2 separate regions of the Homo sapiens genome follow, and region 2 is linked to region 1. A link is a loop called in an ENCODE intact Hi-C map of the cell type or tissue named here. Cell type or tissue: natural killer cell. All regions are shown on one strand.

Evidence for each region. Peaks named below come from ENCODE experiments on the same cell type or tissue, not always from the same donor. Only the 100,000 strongest peaks of a DNase experiment are listed, where the experiment ranks them.
Region 2: it touches region 1 in a loop (8-fold over the local background); 6 of 110 quality-filtered maps call a loop at or near these places.

Annotation. Positions count from the first base shown.
Region 1 is chr1:24,907,014-24,915,013 of GRCh38, reverse strand. It overlaps RUNX3 (RUNX family transcription factor 3), which reads left to right. Exons shown (of 5, transcript NM_004350.3): 4 at 7,597-7,755. Among named protein-coding and RNA genes, the nearest start is that of MIR6731, 8.4 kb to the left of the region's middle. RefSeq lists an enhancer at 19-534. In natural killer cell, CTCF peaks have their summits at 4,960 and 5,181; DNase peaks (open chromatin) are centred at 1,863, 2,403, 3,693, 4,043 and 2 weaker places; H3K4me3 peaks cover 676 bases; H3K27ac peaks cover 8,000 bases.
Region 2 is chr1:25,094,610-25,102,609 of GRCh38, reverse strand. No RefSeq gene overlaps it. Among named protein-coding and RNA genes, the nearest start is that of LINC02793, 57 kb to the right of the region's middle. RefSeq lists an enhancer at 6,504-6,553. In natural killer cell, CTCF peaks have their summits at 810 and 1,010 (motif pointing right); DNase peaks (open chromatin) are centred at 999, 2,739, 3,009, 6,779 and 2 weaker places; H3K4me3 peaks cover 366 bases; H3K27ac peaks cover 2,282 bases.

The DNA of each region.
Region 1 (8,000 bases):
AATGATTCATTAATGTCATTTCGGGTAGTAGGAAGTCCTATGAAGAAAAACAAAGCTGGGAGAAGGAGTGGAGCGTGCAAGGGATGGAACAAGGGATGGGGCGGGGAGGCCTCCTGAAGAGGTGACCTTTGAGCAGGGGCCTGAAGTGAGCAGCCAGCAGAGTGTGGCTGCCGAGGGTTTGGCGTGGGCAGGAGAAGTGACCCTGAGCCCGCAGTTGGGCCTTTGAAGGCCTTAGAGTTTCTGTAGTTTCTTCCTGGGCTGAGGAGAGGCAGCTGCTCCAGGTCCCTGGCTCCCAAGATCCCCACAACCCCCAGGAGTGTCTCCTGCGCTAGGGGCAGGGCTAGCGGAGTCTGCCCAGCAGGAGGGAAGGGGTTAACCACAGACCTCCTGGGTTCTCCTAATCAACCCCAGGCCTCTGGAAGCCCCACTTGCAGCCCTGGGAGGGAACCGCTCGCCTCCCTGCCCGCTGGCCCCCGGCCAGCCCGTTTCCCTGCCCAGCCACCGACCCGGCTTTCATCTGCTCACAGGGGGCCGATTCACAGCAGACCACCCCAGGCCCGGCACCCGCCTGCGATTCCGCGAGGCTGTTAAGAGTCGGGTGTAAATCTCCTGACAGGCCGCAGAGCCGGCCTCGGGCCCGGCGCCCCACCCTGCTGCTGGGTAGACAGTGGCTGCTGTGTCTGGGTCACAGCCGCACCAGGCGGCCAAGAAGGCTGCCGAGTGGCTTCAGATGGGTGACGGGCCTGGTCATTGGAGCCCACACTGTCCCCAGCAGACGATGCTGTTCCTGTGGCCCTGCCCGACTCTGCTTTTCCCAAGAGGCTGAACACTGAGCTGGCCTCTTGCCAGCTGGACCTTACGGCCAGGTGACCCAGCTCTTCTCTCATGGAGGTCTTGGGAAGCGATGACCTTAGCAGCTGAGCTCCATGTGTGACCTTTCCAGGTTTGAATCTCAGGGGTGCCACACACCGTGTGACCTTGACCGTGTGCCTCCACTTTTCCATCTGTAAAACGGGGGTGATAGTCACAGCCTGTCAGAGGGATATGACCCTTGGAGACGACATGCATGGCCCCCCTTGCACAGTGCCCGGCACATCATGGATGCCTGCTAAAATGGTTGCCACTCCTATGACAGGGGCTTGTGTTGGGCCTGCATGGAGGCAAGGGGGTAACCCTGATGGTCTCTTGGTTCCCCCAGAAGCATCAGGTACCTGGCGGGGGTAGGACCCCAGGCTGGCCAGGCTGGTGGTGGGGAAGGATTCCCTGGGGACAGTGGTAAAGGAGCTGCCAACCCAGAATCCAGCCCTGGTCCTCTAGCTCCCACACTGCGTGACCCTGGTGAGTCCCCAGACTGGCTGGGGCCCAGCATTCCTGCTCCCACTTTGGCCTTTATCATATGCCTGTGAGGTGGGTCACCCCCACTGCACAGACGCATCAGAGAGGAGCTGTTTGCCTAGGAGCAGATGGCCAAGTCAGAATGGGAACCCAGAACACCTTCCTCAAAGGCCAAGGCCTGGTGGGCTGTGTAATTCTTGAAACCTTTCCTGACCCTCGGGGGTTAGAGGTGTGATCCCCATTTTGCAGATAAGACAGCTGAGGCCCAGAAGGCAAGAGTGGCTTGCCCAAGACAGTGACCACTGGTGGGTGAGAGCTGCCTGGTATGAGCTTGGGGCCACTGGGCCCTTGGGAGGGGCAGGCTGGGATCTGCCCTCCCATAAGTGAGGGTCATAGACACTAATCCAGGCCATGCTGGAGGAGCTGTCTGATCTGAGCCCAGCAGCTGGAGGCTGACAGCAGCCAGGACAGGCCCTGAGGGCCAACGCGGGGCTTTCCCCAGCCATCTCAGTCCTCTGCTTTTAAAAGCATGTGGCCTGTCCTCCAGCTCATCGGCACCCTCAGGGGTTAGACAGTATGATAACCACTTTACAGATGTGGAAACTGTGGCCCAGAGGCAGAGAGTGACTTGGTGGTCTAGAGCAGGGTATGATTGGAAATTGCACTCTCAACCCTGAGCTTCAGAGCAGGGAAGGGCCCCTGGTGGAGTCCACTGAGACCTTCTCATCTTCCTCTCCCAAGTCCTATCCTCCTGGGCCTGCAGATAGCAGCTCTGGGCCTGGGGCTGGACGGGGCCCTAACATCTATTGTGGAGTCCCGATACATCTATTGATGTATCGAACCCAGGCTGGCTGTGAACCCCGCCCTCTTCCGCCACAATAGATGTGTTTTCACAGGCTCTAGGGAGAGCAGGTGGCTGTGTGTCTTCTGCTTGACCTTGAGCTCACTGGCTGTCCAGAGCCTCAGTTTTTTCACCCATATGATAGGATGGTGGCAGACATTACTCAAGGGGATGCTGCCAGGCGAAACAAGATGGTGCTTGTCAGCTGCTTAGACGCTGCCGTGGAGGAAGCACCCAGCAAGCATCTGCTGCCGTTTTGATGATTTCCACTCCTGCTGGCGACTGCTTTAAAGGACAGCCCTAGCCTGCAGAGGTGTGATGGGGATCTACTGTGGGAGAAGGGGGGCTTCCTGGAGGAGGGGCTCCTGGACTGGGCTTCACAGGACAGAAAGCATTGCTGGCAGAGGCTGTCCTGAGCTGAGGCTCTGAAGAGTGGGGGGCAGAGAATATTCAAGAAATACTGGGAACAGCAGCAGCAGGAAGAAGTGGTAGTGGGTGGGCCCTGGGGCCAGCAGCCCTGCCTTCTTTTCTTTCTGGGGCCCCTCTGACCAGCGGCTGATCTTTGCTACCTTAAATCAGGGACTTTCAAAAGGAAGGGGCCTCAGTGAGCAGACTGTGCAGAGGGGAAACTGAGGCGTAGCAGGACTGGGCCCAAGGTGACGGAGTGGGTTAGAGCCAGAGCTCCCCACGCAGCTCTTGCTCTGGGTAACCGAATGAAAGAGGCTTTTTCTGAAGACCATCTTCTTTCCTCAGGCACTGGAACTTCTGTCCTATTCCCAGTGTGAGAGCCCTGGCCCTGTGGCTCTGAGACTCTCTGGCGCCCTGGCCACGTGGGGCCGCCTTGGCTCCCCTCTCCCCTCCCTGGCAGTGGCTCCAGCGTTCCACAGTAACAAGGAAGCTATTTCCGAAGTGCTGTTGGACTCCCCTCCTCCGGGAAGTCTGCCCTACGGAGGGCAAGGGAGCATGTGGTGGGAGCGTGGGTTCCGGGGTCAGATTACCTGACCCACAGCCTGGGTCCCGGAACAGGCGCTCAGCGTCGGTCTCATGGTGAAGCCTCGGTGGCCCCGTCTAAACAATGGGAACAAAAGGGAAAGTGTCAGGAAAAGAGCCCTGGGCTTGGAGTCGGGGGATCCGGGTGTGAATCCTGCCTTGCTGCTCAGGCTCTGTGTTCCTCACACGACTTCAGCATCCTGGCCTCCACACCCCGGTCTCCAGCATGGGGATGATAGTTCTGCTTCCTTTGGGCATGAGCAGAGATAAAAGCGATGGTCATGATGGTGGTGACCCACGTGACTGGAAAGTGTCCACACCTTAGGCCAGCACCTCAACCCACAAAGACAGTGTGATGGGGACACCGCAGCTCGGGGTGGGGGAAAGGAGTGTGACTTGAGTGAGGCCACCAGACTGCAAGTGACAGGACCCGTCCTCGAACCCAGGCTGGCTGTCAACCCCGCCCTCTTCCGCCAGGCCGCAGGAGTAACTGTAAACACTCTTTGTACATGGTGTGACTCAGAAACAGGGGACTTTATTCTCCTGTGACGAAAGTAACAAGGCCTGAGGTTTTGCACCAGCCCTATTGGCTCCCTTCAAGCTTGTGGCTGACTAAAACACCCAGATCCTTTGCACTCAGGCTGTTGTCGGATCAGTCTGTGGTCCCCACGTCCACCCGGCAGGCTTCATGCCTGTTAAGATTCTTCTGCTCACTTGTCCCCCAGCTCATCCACATCTCCCTGCCATTTCCAGTGGCCTCAGGAGCAAGGACAACATTTCCTCCAAGGCCTGTTAGGGCTGAGGACTCGGTCTGGAATTGGAAGCTCTGGCCGTACTGGGCCTGCCCTCCTCAGGGTAGCAGTCAGGTGCTTTCCACAAGGCATCTCCTCCCCATCCGCTCCAGGCCCCACCCATCCCACTTGCCTCGTTCACGTGACTTGCCCCATCCCCATGGGCATCTGAGTTTGCAGCCCCAGCTCCAGCTAAACTCGCCCCCAGCCCATGTTTTCCCCTTTGTTGCCAAGGGCCCTGGGAGGCAGCAGTGGGGGCCTGGCCAGAGACCAAATGGTCTTATTCCTGCCACCAAGTGTCCCATGGATTCCTGGTCTGGGGCCTCATTGGAGGAGAAGGTGGGGCTCCCTGGTTCTTGGTGACTGGCTGAGCCCCTGTGGCTCCCAGGCCCCCTGCTTTCTTTCTGAGGCTCCCAGATACCTGTTTGAGCTTCCAACAGGGATGCGTAGGGAGCTTGGGGGCCTACAAGTACCAGAATCCATTGCGTTCCCATTCTGAAAATCAGAAATCAGGCCCATGCGAGGCCTCGGGCTCTGTCCCCTCATGCCCTACAGTGGTCGACAGGCTTTTCCCACTTTTCGAGTCCCCAGCAATCACTTGTTCAGGCCCCAAGAAGCGCAGTGAGTTCTGTTTTACCTCCCACCTACATCTTGCCTCTTCTCCCTCTGCCAAACTAGAAAACGCACATGTCATTCTAGACCCAAGGCCTTAGGCAAACCTTCTCCTCCCCCTTACCCCCTCCCACATTTTTTTTTTTTTTTTTTTTTGAGATGGAATCTTGCTCTGTCACCTAGGCTGGAGTGCAGTGGTGTGATCTTGGCTCACTGCAACCTCCGCCTCCCGGGTTCAAGCGATTCTCCTGCCTCAGCCTCCCAAGTAGTTGGGATCATAGGCGCCCGCCACCACGCCCGGCTAATTTTTGTACTTTTAGTAGAGACGGGGTTTCACCATATTGGTCAGGCTGGTTTCAAACTCCTGACCTCACTCAGGTGATCCGCCCGCCTCGGCTTCCCAAAGCGCTGGGATTACAGGCGTAGCCACCATGCCTAGCCTCCATCTTTTCTAAAGGGTCCCAGGTCCAGGAAATCCCACCCCTTGTTCGGCGTGTGGCCTCCAACAAGCTTCCTCGCCTCTCCGCAGTTGCAGTTCTCTTACTTGTAAAAGAGGGCCTGGCCACCCTGCCTGACTGGCAGCCTCCCACCAAGTCACGTGAGGTAGAATGGCCGTGACCGTGTTAGGGTTGATCAGCCGAACCCTGGAGTGCACAGTCCTCCAAGGGAGCCGTCCTTTCCTCGGGTCAGCCCTGGAGAAGCTGCAGCCACTAGGGGGTGCGAACAGGGACGTTCCCGGGAGTGTTGCATGTAAGGGAACTAAAGGGGAAGCTTGAGAAGGACTGAAATGTGGGTGGAGAGGACTGCGGAGTGAACTGTGCCTCCAGTGGCCAGCAGGAAAGAGGGAGAGCAGCGTCATTCTCGCCATGCTTGTTGAATCCCTTCCGTAGCAGGGAGGATCCCCAGGGTTTTATGGGAACTCCGTCATTTCTGTGGGGCTGGATTACTGTCCCCATTTTGCAGATAGGGAAACTGAGTTTGAGCTCCAAGGTGTGCTACTAAGAAAGCAAGTTACAGAATGACACACCCGGACTGAGGCTGTTCAAGAGAGTTCCATGAGAAGCCTACTTTGCGTTTTCCATTCATGGAAGATGAAAAATGTCTGGAAAGAAACTGGTCACGGTGGGGACTCTGGAGAGGAGCTTAGAGCGGTGGACAGAGCCTTATCTGTAATGCTTTTATTTTTGTAAATATTCACGTGTTGCTTGTGAAATGTAAAATTAGTAATTAAAAAAGTGTGTGTGGCGGGGGAGGTCCCTGCAAGCTTGATATCACTCCAGAAGTGTCCCTCGGCCTCAGCAGGCCGCAGGAGGGTGGGAGCCTGGCCACCTTGACCCTCCCAGCACCTCTGAGTCCTCGGATGTGAGGCTGGGATTCTTCCTGTGTGGGCTCTGGCAGATAGGGAGTGGAAAATGCTGGCAGTTTTCTCCAGGTGTGACATCTCGTCCCCTGACCCCAGCTTCCAGGCAGAGATGGCTGTCTAGTCCCTCATGCAAGCCCCCTACACCTCTGCCCAGCATCCTGGTGGAGTTATTTTTCTGCCTGAGGCCCAGAGAGAAGAAGGCATGTTCTGGGGATCCCAGAGTGACTTAGGGCTGGAAAAGCCTGCAGTCCCCTCCTGGGGCCACCTCCCATTGTTCTTGTAGACATGGGAGACAGTGTGCAAGGCAGGCTGGGATGCTGGGAGGCAGAGGGTGGCAGTGCTCCTGGGTTATCTCCCTGCCTCCCTTGGGGGCATGAGCCACTTTCTCATGTCTGTTGCCTCAGTTTCCTTTTTTTAGATCTAGGGTCCTTGTTCCGTTGCCCAGACTGGGATGCAGTGGTACAATCAGCTCACTGCAGCCTCCACCTCCTGGGCTCAAGTGATCCTCCTGCCTCAGTCATCCCAGTAGCTGGGACTACAGGCTTGTGCCACCCCACCTGGCTAAGTTTTTCTTTTTTCTTTTTTTTTTTTAATTTTTGTACAGACAGGGGTCTCGATAGTTGCCCAGGCTGATCTCAAACTCCTGGGTTCAACTGATCCTCCCATCTCAGTCTCCCAAAGTGCTGAGATTATAGGCGTAAGCCACTGCACCTGGCCCTCAGTTTCCTCTTCTGCCAAACAGTGTGTTGTAGAGGTTTGGATCACCGTGTGTCGTAGAGGTTTGGATCACCACATGTCGTAGAGGTTTGGATCACCGCGTGTCGTAGAGGTTCAGATCACCGCGTGTCATAGAGGTTCAGATCACCGCGTGTCGTAGAGGTTCGGATCACCGCGTGTCGTAGAGCTTCGGATCACCGCGTGTCGTAGAGGTTCGGATCACCGCGTGTCATAGAGGTTTGGATCACCGCGTGTCGTAGAGGTTCGGATCACCGCGTGTCGTAGAGGTTCGGATCACCGTGTGTCGTAGAGGTTCGGATCACCGCGTGTGGTTGAGGTTCGGATCACCGCGTGTTGTAGAGGTTTAGATCACCGCGTGTTGTAGAGGTTTAGATCACCGCGTGTGGTTGAGGTTTAGATCACCGCGTGTTGTAGAGGTTTACATCACAGTGTGTTGTAGAGGTTTAGATCACCGCGTGTTGTAGAGGTTTACATCACAGTGTGTTGTAGAGGTTTAGATCACCGTGTGTTGTAGAGGTTTAGATCACCGTGTGTTGTAGAGGTTTGGATCACCGTGTGTTGTAGAGGTTTAGATCACCGCGTGTTGTAGAGGTTTACATCACAGTGTGTTGTAGAGGTTTAGATCACCGCGTGTTGTAGAGGTTTAGATCACCGCGTGTTGTAGAGGTTTAGATCACCGCGTGTTGTAGAGGTTTGGATCACCGTGTGTTGTAGAGGTTTAGATATGTGGGGTGGCACATAACGACCATTCTCTGTTCAGAAAGTCTTTTGAAAACCTCTGTGAAGAGGCTGGCGGTGACCTCAGGGTTCTCCCAGCAGAGGCCTAAGGTCAGACCTCAGGAAGAACTTCCCAGCAGAGTGAGGCATTTCTGTCTCCACTGAGACTCTGGGGAAGCAACGGCTGATGGGCTTCCTGTGCTCTGCAGGGCACCGGCAGAAGCTGGAGGACCAGACCAAGCCGTTCCCTGACCGCTTTGGGGACCTGGAACGGCTGCGCATGCGGGTGACACCGAGCACACCCAGCCCCCGAGGCTCACTCAGCACCACAAGCCACTTCAGCAGCCAGCCCCAGACCCCAATCCAAGGTACGGCACGGAGGGAGGGGCTGCAGCGGGGTGAGGTGGGGGTGGAGGGCCTCGATGTGGTCCAATCTGCCCCAGACCAAAAGCCTGTCCGAAGATCAGTCACTGCACCCCCTTGTTTTGTAGAGGAGCTGCTGGTGCTCATTGGCACCTGCAGACGGTTCCTGTGGGCTTTCTGTGTGCTAGCCATCATTCGTTCACTCAGCAAACACTGACATTACTGACACATGCCTGGTGCCTGGCCCCAG
Region 2 (8,000 bases), 190 kb before region 1:
AGCCCTGAGGTTGGAACGAGGCCATCCGTTATGGCTGGAGCAGAGTGAATGGGGGGCAAGGGTGGGGAGATGACATCAGAGAGATGGGTAGAGGCCAAATGAGGCAGATCTTGGTAAAGAGATGTCGAGAAGATGCCAGAGAGTTTGAACTGGGGCCCTCTAACTCCTTAGCTCCAGGCAGAACTCACCCCCCGTCCCCCACCCCGCGGCAAGTGGGTGAAGCCCTTGGAGAACGCAAGGACTCCAAGCCCAGGGCAGTTTCTTTCCTATCTGATTCTTTTGGGGGACAGAGTCTTGCTCTGTCGCCCAGGCTGAAGTGCAATAGCGTGATCTCAGCTCGCTGCAATCTCCACCTCCCAGGTTCAAGCAATTCTCCTGCCTCAGCCTCCTGAGCAGCTGGAATTACAGGTGTGTGCCACCATGCCTGGCTAATTTTTGTATTTTTAGTAGAGACAGGGTTTCACCATGTTGGCCAGGCTGGTGTCAAACTCCTGACCTCATGATCCACCCACCTCGGCCTCCCATAGTGCTGGGATTACAGGCGTGAGCCACTGTGCCTGTCCTGTCCCACCTGTTAGAGAAGAGGAAGGCAACCTGGTGTGTCAATGAGCCCAGAGCTGGGAGTATGGGGACCCGAGTTCTGGTTTGAGTGGTGTGTGAGACCTTGAACTGATCCCCTCTCCTCACTTGGCCTCAATCCTATCAGCTGTGGAGTGAGAGAATTGGAACAGAGGGCCCTCAGTTCTGCGGATGACACAGGAAGGAGAGGGGAGGAGGATAAAACAAAGCTCAAAGAGACTAAATGATACTCACGTGCATGGTGTCTGGCGGGGCTTGCAGCCGACTGCATCCAAAGCCACCCCAGGAGGTCATCATGATGAGGAAGTTTGGGTCTGTTTACTACGAGGTCAATGGCTGGCATCGTTCTCTGCTCAATTTTCACAGTTCCTTAGGGCTGAGAATGGACAGTCCTTTGCAGTACCAGCCAACGGACAGCAGAGGGCGCCAACTCAATGGTCAGGGATCCTGGAAGGAGGAAGTAGTTGGTCTGGAGTTTGCACAGGATGGTTGGTGGCTACCAAAGATTTCCCTTTCATAATAACCGGTGACAGCTGGTGTGTATCCATGTAGATTCATTGAACGAAGATTGACTATGGCTACTCTGCTGAGCATTGTTCTAGGTTTCAGGGAAACAGGGAATAATATAGGTCAGCAATGGCAAATGGCTTTTATATTTTTAAAAAATCAATTAATTAATTTTAATAACTTTTATCTTGAAGGTTTGCTTGCATTGGAGAACTATGCTTGGAAATTAGCGTTAAGAAAATTCTGAGGCTGCTTCCTGGCTCAGGGAGATAGGATAATGTGATTGATTAATCATGTCTGTCAGGGGGAGGTTGAGGAGGGGGCAGTGTGAGTGTCACTTCTCTAATGCAACCTTATTATGGGACAAGTGGGTAAATAAAGATGCAGAGATAGCAAGTTTATTTATATAGGGTCATGCTACTGGTAAGTGTTGGAGTTAGGACAATTGTGCAGTTTTCTAGTCATGTCTTTGGGCCTGAAGGAATGCATCTCCAGGCCTGCAGGGACTCTCTGGACAATGGTGCCATCACCAATGACCATTTTGGTAACCAGAATGCTTCCTGGTGGGGGAGGGCCTTTGATGTGGAGCCAACTGGGGTGGTGCTATGGTTTTGGGTGCTATGAAGGCCAAGCTGGTGGCCAGTGGGGGCAGGCTAGGCCATTCCAGAACCCAGAACCCATAGTTGGGACCAAACAGCTCAAAGCCAAGCAGTGGCAGAATTCAGGCTTGTCCCAGGCCACTGGACTGGGGAGTCCACGTTCGTTTTATGACCTCCACCCCACTTTGTGAGTTCCCACTGGCTTTGGATGGAGAAAGATGCGCTATGCCAGGCCCTGTGTGGGGACAGGGAGGTGCCTGAGCTAGAGTTCCTGTGTAAGGCATTTCCTGCCTATTGATGGGGACAGGTGTGGGGACAGCTTAACCCACACAAGGCAGAAGGGAGAGCTCCGCAGGACACCAGCAGAAAGGGGGAGATGGGAGGGGCAGTTACTTCTCTCTGGGGATGCCTGGGGAGGTGTCATGAAGGAAGTGCCTAAATATTTTTCTCTCATTACAAAAATAACTGTGTTTACTGCAGACAACTTTTTTTCAGAAAAAAAAATAAAATGATAAAAAGCCTCGAATCGATGTCATTACACAGAGACAGTGACTGATAGTATCTTTTTTTTCTTTTTTTGAGACATTGTCTTGCTCTGTCGCCCAGGCTGGAGTGCAGTGGTGTGACCTCAGCTCACTGCCACCTCCACCTCCCTGGTTAAAGCGATTCTCCTGCCTCAGCCTCCAGAGTAGCTGGGACTACAGGCGTGTGCCACCACACCCAGCTAATTTTTATATTTTTAGTAGAGACAGGGTTTCACCATGTTGACCAGGCTGGTCTTTAATTCCTGATCTCAGGTGATCCATCTGCCTCAGTTTCCCAAAGTACTGGGATTACAGGTGTGAGTCACTGTGCCCCACCAGTATCTTAATCATTTATTTACACATAACCACAATGATATCAGGTTGCATATATTTTTGAATTTTCTTTATTACTTAATGTAGTGGCTCTCAAAGTGTGACCCTTGACAGCAACATCCGTATCACCCGGGAGCTTGTCAGAAGTGCAAATTCTTGCTTTCCCTCTCAACCCCAAACCTCAGAGACTCTGGGGGTGGGGTCCAGTGGTCTGTGTTTTAACAAACCCTCCAGATTGTTCTGCTGCTCTGCAAATTCGTGAACCACTGACTTAGTGTATTATAAACAACTTCCCACTCTCTGACTGTCTTATGTTTAATGTGTGATCTTTTGTTGTACTGACCTGATGAATTCTGCTAAAGCAATGCTGTGGTGAACATCTTGGGTGCACGTATGTCCCTGTGCACACCGGGGCTTGTTTTGTGAGGTGCCCTTTGAGCTGAGCTAGTGACAGGAGGCAGGGGGTGGCTGCATGCAGAGAGAGGAGGGGAAGAGGCTGTGACCGCAGCTGTCTCTGACCTGGGACTGCGTGCAGACAGGAGGGACCAGAGCTCTTCTTCCCCATCACGCCCTCCCTGGAGTGGCTCTGGCAGAGCAGGAAGCAGGTGGTGAATGTGTCAACAGCAACTAGAAGCGACTTGGGCTAAAGGAGTCCAGATCTCTCGAGGCCGATGGTCAGTGCTGTCTGGTCAGCAAAGGGGAAGCTGCACTCTGCCAGGAGAAGACAGAGAAGAAAGAAGCAGCCAAAAACACGCTGCGGTGCCTTGTCCCTGCTGGCCTCAGCTTTGGTTTGTGATTGTTTTCTTGTATTTCTCCCTGCTTCCCCTCGCCTTGTGTATGGAGAAAAGATGGACTCTTTGGTCTGAGAATGCTCAACTCTGTGAGCCTTGATGTGAAATGCTGTCATTAATCCACCAGCTTTTGTCCTGTTTCCTGACATAGGCACCAGATTTCAAATTTGGGTCTCCATAGGTCCTCCCTGGACCCGTCAATTTCAGTGGCTCTACCCCAAAACACCCCAGCCCAGCCCCTTCAGAGAAGTCTCAAGACCTTGCTATCACTTTTTCTCTTGGCTCAGCTCCTGGGATTAGGCACGTGCAGATAGATCATTGTGGAAATGAGGGGGCAGCTCCCACCAGCTCACTAATTGGGATGATGAGTGAATAGGCAAGGAATGATCATGTGCTGAGGCCAACCGCTCTGCCCACTCAACCCCAATGGAGGGGAAGAGGCCGATGTTCTTACAGCCAGGAGCCAGTCTTAGCTGAGCCCAGGGCACTGCAGAGGGGCTGCACTTTTGGGTGGGAACTGCCCTGAAGCCCAAGGTGAAGCCAGCCCCTGCCTGTGACTGGGAAGAGCTGGCTGGGGCCCTGCTCAGGTGCAGCCCAGACTTGGGCACTGCTCCTGCCAGTCCACGGCTCAGCAACTTGCTGGGGCTCCACAGGCCCATTAAAGTGCTCACCTGGGGTGGAAGCCCACCTTTCTATGGCCCCAGATCTCTTCAGCTGTATCCCTTAGAAGAGTGCCTGATAAATATTGGTACAACGAATGAATGAATGAAGATGTCCCCCTCCAGCTAGGCAGCTAGATCTTGTATTACCCTTGAAATGCAGGTTATGTGTTTCTGCCACCTTCTTCTCTACTTATCCAAATTCTGCTAGTGCCTCAGCGCCTGGTCTACAGTACGTACTCAGTGTATGTGTGTTGATGTCCTCCTGTGGCTATGTGGCTCCGTGTCTACCTGTGCCCTGAGCTGTGTGTGTGTGTGTGTGTGTGTGTGTGTGTGTGTGTGTTGGAGTTGGGGTTTCTCTGTACTCCCTACAGAGCCCAGAGTTGTGCCAGGCTCAAACCAGGTCCAGACAAGGCAGCAGGAGAGTGACAGTCCTGCCACAGCCCACTCCTGATAGGGCTGAAGCAGTCTGTAAGTCCCAGATCCCTCCCCATTTGAGTTGGGAAGAGAATGTTCTTTGTTGGGTTGTCCACATTTATCACCAAATTTTACTCACCCTGATTCCAGAAAGGATGATGATGTGCTGATGCTAGAAACAGTGATTCAAGGCTAGAAGAACAAGAGCAGGAAATGGAACCAGGATGGTGGTACCAGAAAATCGGGCTGTGCCCAAACGTGTCTCTGAGCTGCTCCTTCACCAAGAGACCCACAGGATCACTGGCTTTTGGGTTTGGACAGGTACCTTCATGGTCCCCTGTGGAGCATGTGACAGAGGACATAGCCTATCGTTGAACCACAGGAACCAGATTCCAAGCCCAGCTCTTCTCTTTGTAGAACCTTGGACACATTTCCTTAAATTTGGGAAAAATCTCAAGCCATTATGTCTTAACATTTCTTTCCTGTCCCACTCTCGCTCACCTCTCCTTCTGAGACTCCAATCACACATACGTTAGACATTGTGATCTTGTCCCAAAGGTTCCTGAGGCTCTGTTCACCTTTCTTCAATTTTTGTTTGTCTCTTGGTTCTTCACATTGGGTAATTTCCATTGATTTGCCTTCAGGTTCACTGACCCTTTCTTCTTCCATCTCCAATCTGCTTGTTAAGCCCATCTAGTGATTTATTTATTATTTATTTATTTATTTTTTGAGACAGCGTTTCACTACCATTGCCCAGGCTGGAGCGCAGTGGTGCGATCTCCGCTTACTGCAACCTCCGCCTCCTGGGCTCAAGCTATTCTCCTGCCTTGGCCTCCCGAGTAGCTGGGACTACAGGCGCACATCACTGTGCCCAGCTAATTTTTGTGTGTGTTTTTTGTAGAAATAAGGTTTCACCATGTTGCCCAGGCTGGCCTTGAACTCCTGAGCTCAAGTGATCCGCCTGCCTCAGCCTCCCAAAGTGCTGGGATTATAGGCATGAGGCTCTGTGCCCAGCCTAGTGAATTTTTAAATTTTACTCATTGTATTTTTCAGTTCCAGGACGCTCATGTGGTTCTGTTAAAAATAGTTTCCATTTCTCTGCTGAGATGGGGTTGCATTTTCCTATTTTTGCATGTGTTACTTTTTGCCTGTAAACCATGCATGACTCATTGTAAAGATTCTGGATTCTCTTATCTTTCTCTGAAGGTTGTTGATTTGTGTTCAGTTAGATAATTAATCACTGGCCGATCACCTTAAGTGTGTGTGTGTGGGTTTGGTTTTACACTTTGTTAGGGCAGACCTGTGTGAAGCCCAAGCTTTCTTCCAAGCCCTTTTAACTTGGCGGGACTCAGTCTCTGCATTCCTTCTTCCCTGTGGTCATCGCCAAGGCTTGGCTTTCAGCTTTGGTAGAGAGGATCTAGAGTAGCCTCATTCAAGGCCAGGGTTTCTCAACCTTGGAATGATTGGCATTTGGGCCAGGGCAGTTCTCCGTGGTGGGGGCTGTCCTGTGCGTTGTAGAATGTTTAGCCGCATCCCTGGCCTCTACCTAACAGATGCCAGTAGCAACCCTCACAGTTATGACAACCAAAAATGTCTCCAGACTTTGCCAAATGTCTTCAGAGGGCCAGAATCATTCCTTATTAAGAACCATTGCTCTAGTGTATGGTCCTTCCTTGGAGATATTTGGGAAGAGCCTCTCATTAACTTTTGATAATCTCCTGAAATGAGGTTACACACCCATCACACAGGGCCTTCCACTCAGCTGAGAGAAGAATCTGTTCCATTACTTCCCCTCACTGTGGAGGACACTACAAATTTACATGCGTTAGCATCAGTCCTGGAGCAATCTTGAGAATATCACAACTAAATTGCCCTGTAATCTTTAGGGTGTTAAATTAGCTACATGTGAATATTTGAAATAGATCTTGATATTTGCACTTTGTGTCAGTATTTCCTCCCACTTTTTAATATGATCAGCCTTCCAAGATGGAAGAGATGGGGGCTCCACTTGCCCTCTGTGAGGCTCAGTGTGTGTGCTCTCCATGATCTCCCTGATCCATTTCCCCCCATGTTCCACGGAGCTGTTTCTTGCTGCCTTTCTGAGGAGGCCTCTCTATTCCTCCCTTCGTCCTTATAGTCTCTATGGTCAGTGCTTGGCCAATTTCCCACCGGAAGAACCCACGCCCCAGTGTCAGGGAGTGGTTCCAGGTGAGGGCTGGGGCTGGGCTCTCTGGAGAGCTTGGGGGAGCTGGTGCAGTAGAGGGTTGCAGAGAGAGCTTTCTTCAGGTCTGCTCTGGGCTAAGACGGCAGAAGAAATCTTAGAGGAAGAAGGAAATAGTTTGGCTGCTGTCTGCACCCTGTTGGGGCTTAACCCAAACCACACTGGTTTTCTCTACATGGTTTCTTGGCAACTTGCAGACCAAATATGGTTAAAAATAAATGGCAGCCCAAGATAGGTGAGAACACCACAGGAGAATACTAGGGTCCTTTACATGACTTCAGATCTTCAAGCCCTGCAAGAACCTCTGAAGTGACCCCATAATGTCCATCCCTAAGGAATGAAAACCAGCGTGGCATTAGAAGGCTGGCGAGAGTGGGGAGGTGGTGGGGGGGTGGTGCTGGGCCTTGTATCATTTTCAAAAAAGAGGAATATTCAGATTCTGAGCAATTACTGACCAACCACGAGGCATAGCCTTGCACTACTGGAACATTCTAGAAGAGTGAAAAACAACTGAAAGTGATGACTCCTGGGAATAAAGTCTTGCCGAACTAACTCCATTGTCTTTTTGATACAATGCCCAGGCTAGGTGTTGGCAAGAACAGGTGGAGCATTGCTGATTGAACAACCTTCCTAAAGATTATGCCCAGTGGGTAGGTCCTCGCCTCGAGCTCCTCTCTTCCTAGGTCCTGAAGCGCTGCCATACCCCCGTTTGTTTTAGTTCCCTGAGTACTCTCTTATTCCTCTCACTTCCGGTGACTCTGGGCCTTCCTTCCTGTTGTTCCTTCTGCCTGGAATGCTCTTCCCCACACTCATTTCCTAGCTGACTCCTCGCGCCTCCAGACTCAGCTGAAACTTCACTCCTCCAGGGAGGCTCCCACTGCCTGCACGTCCTCCTTCCTCCCGTGTTCAGATTCAGCACCCTGCCAAGGGTTTGTTCCATGGCCATCCAACTGTGAGCTCGAGTGTCTGTTTTGTGTGTGTCTGTGTGTTGAGGGCAGGTGGGGGGCACACTGAAGAGTATCTGTGAAATGATATAAGGAGAGTATCTGTGAAATGATATAAGGAAAGCTTTACATCTTATCTCAGCCTGTGTCCTAAAAAGTGGTTAAGGGCCTGAAATAACCAGAAAAGATAATGTTCAGAGGAAGGCTGTCATTTAGAAGACAGACTAGAAATTATAAAGACTTTTCCAAAGGGCAGAACCAGGACCCACAGGTAGAAGCCAGAGGGCAACAGATTTTTGCTTACTCTAAGTGAAACCTGTCTCTGCCAGAGACTGGTGATTGCCTGCTCCTTCTTAGTACCAGAACCTCAGTTTTACCCAGGGCAGCCCTGTGTCTGTTAAAAGAACACATTTTCCAGTTTATCTT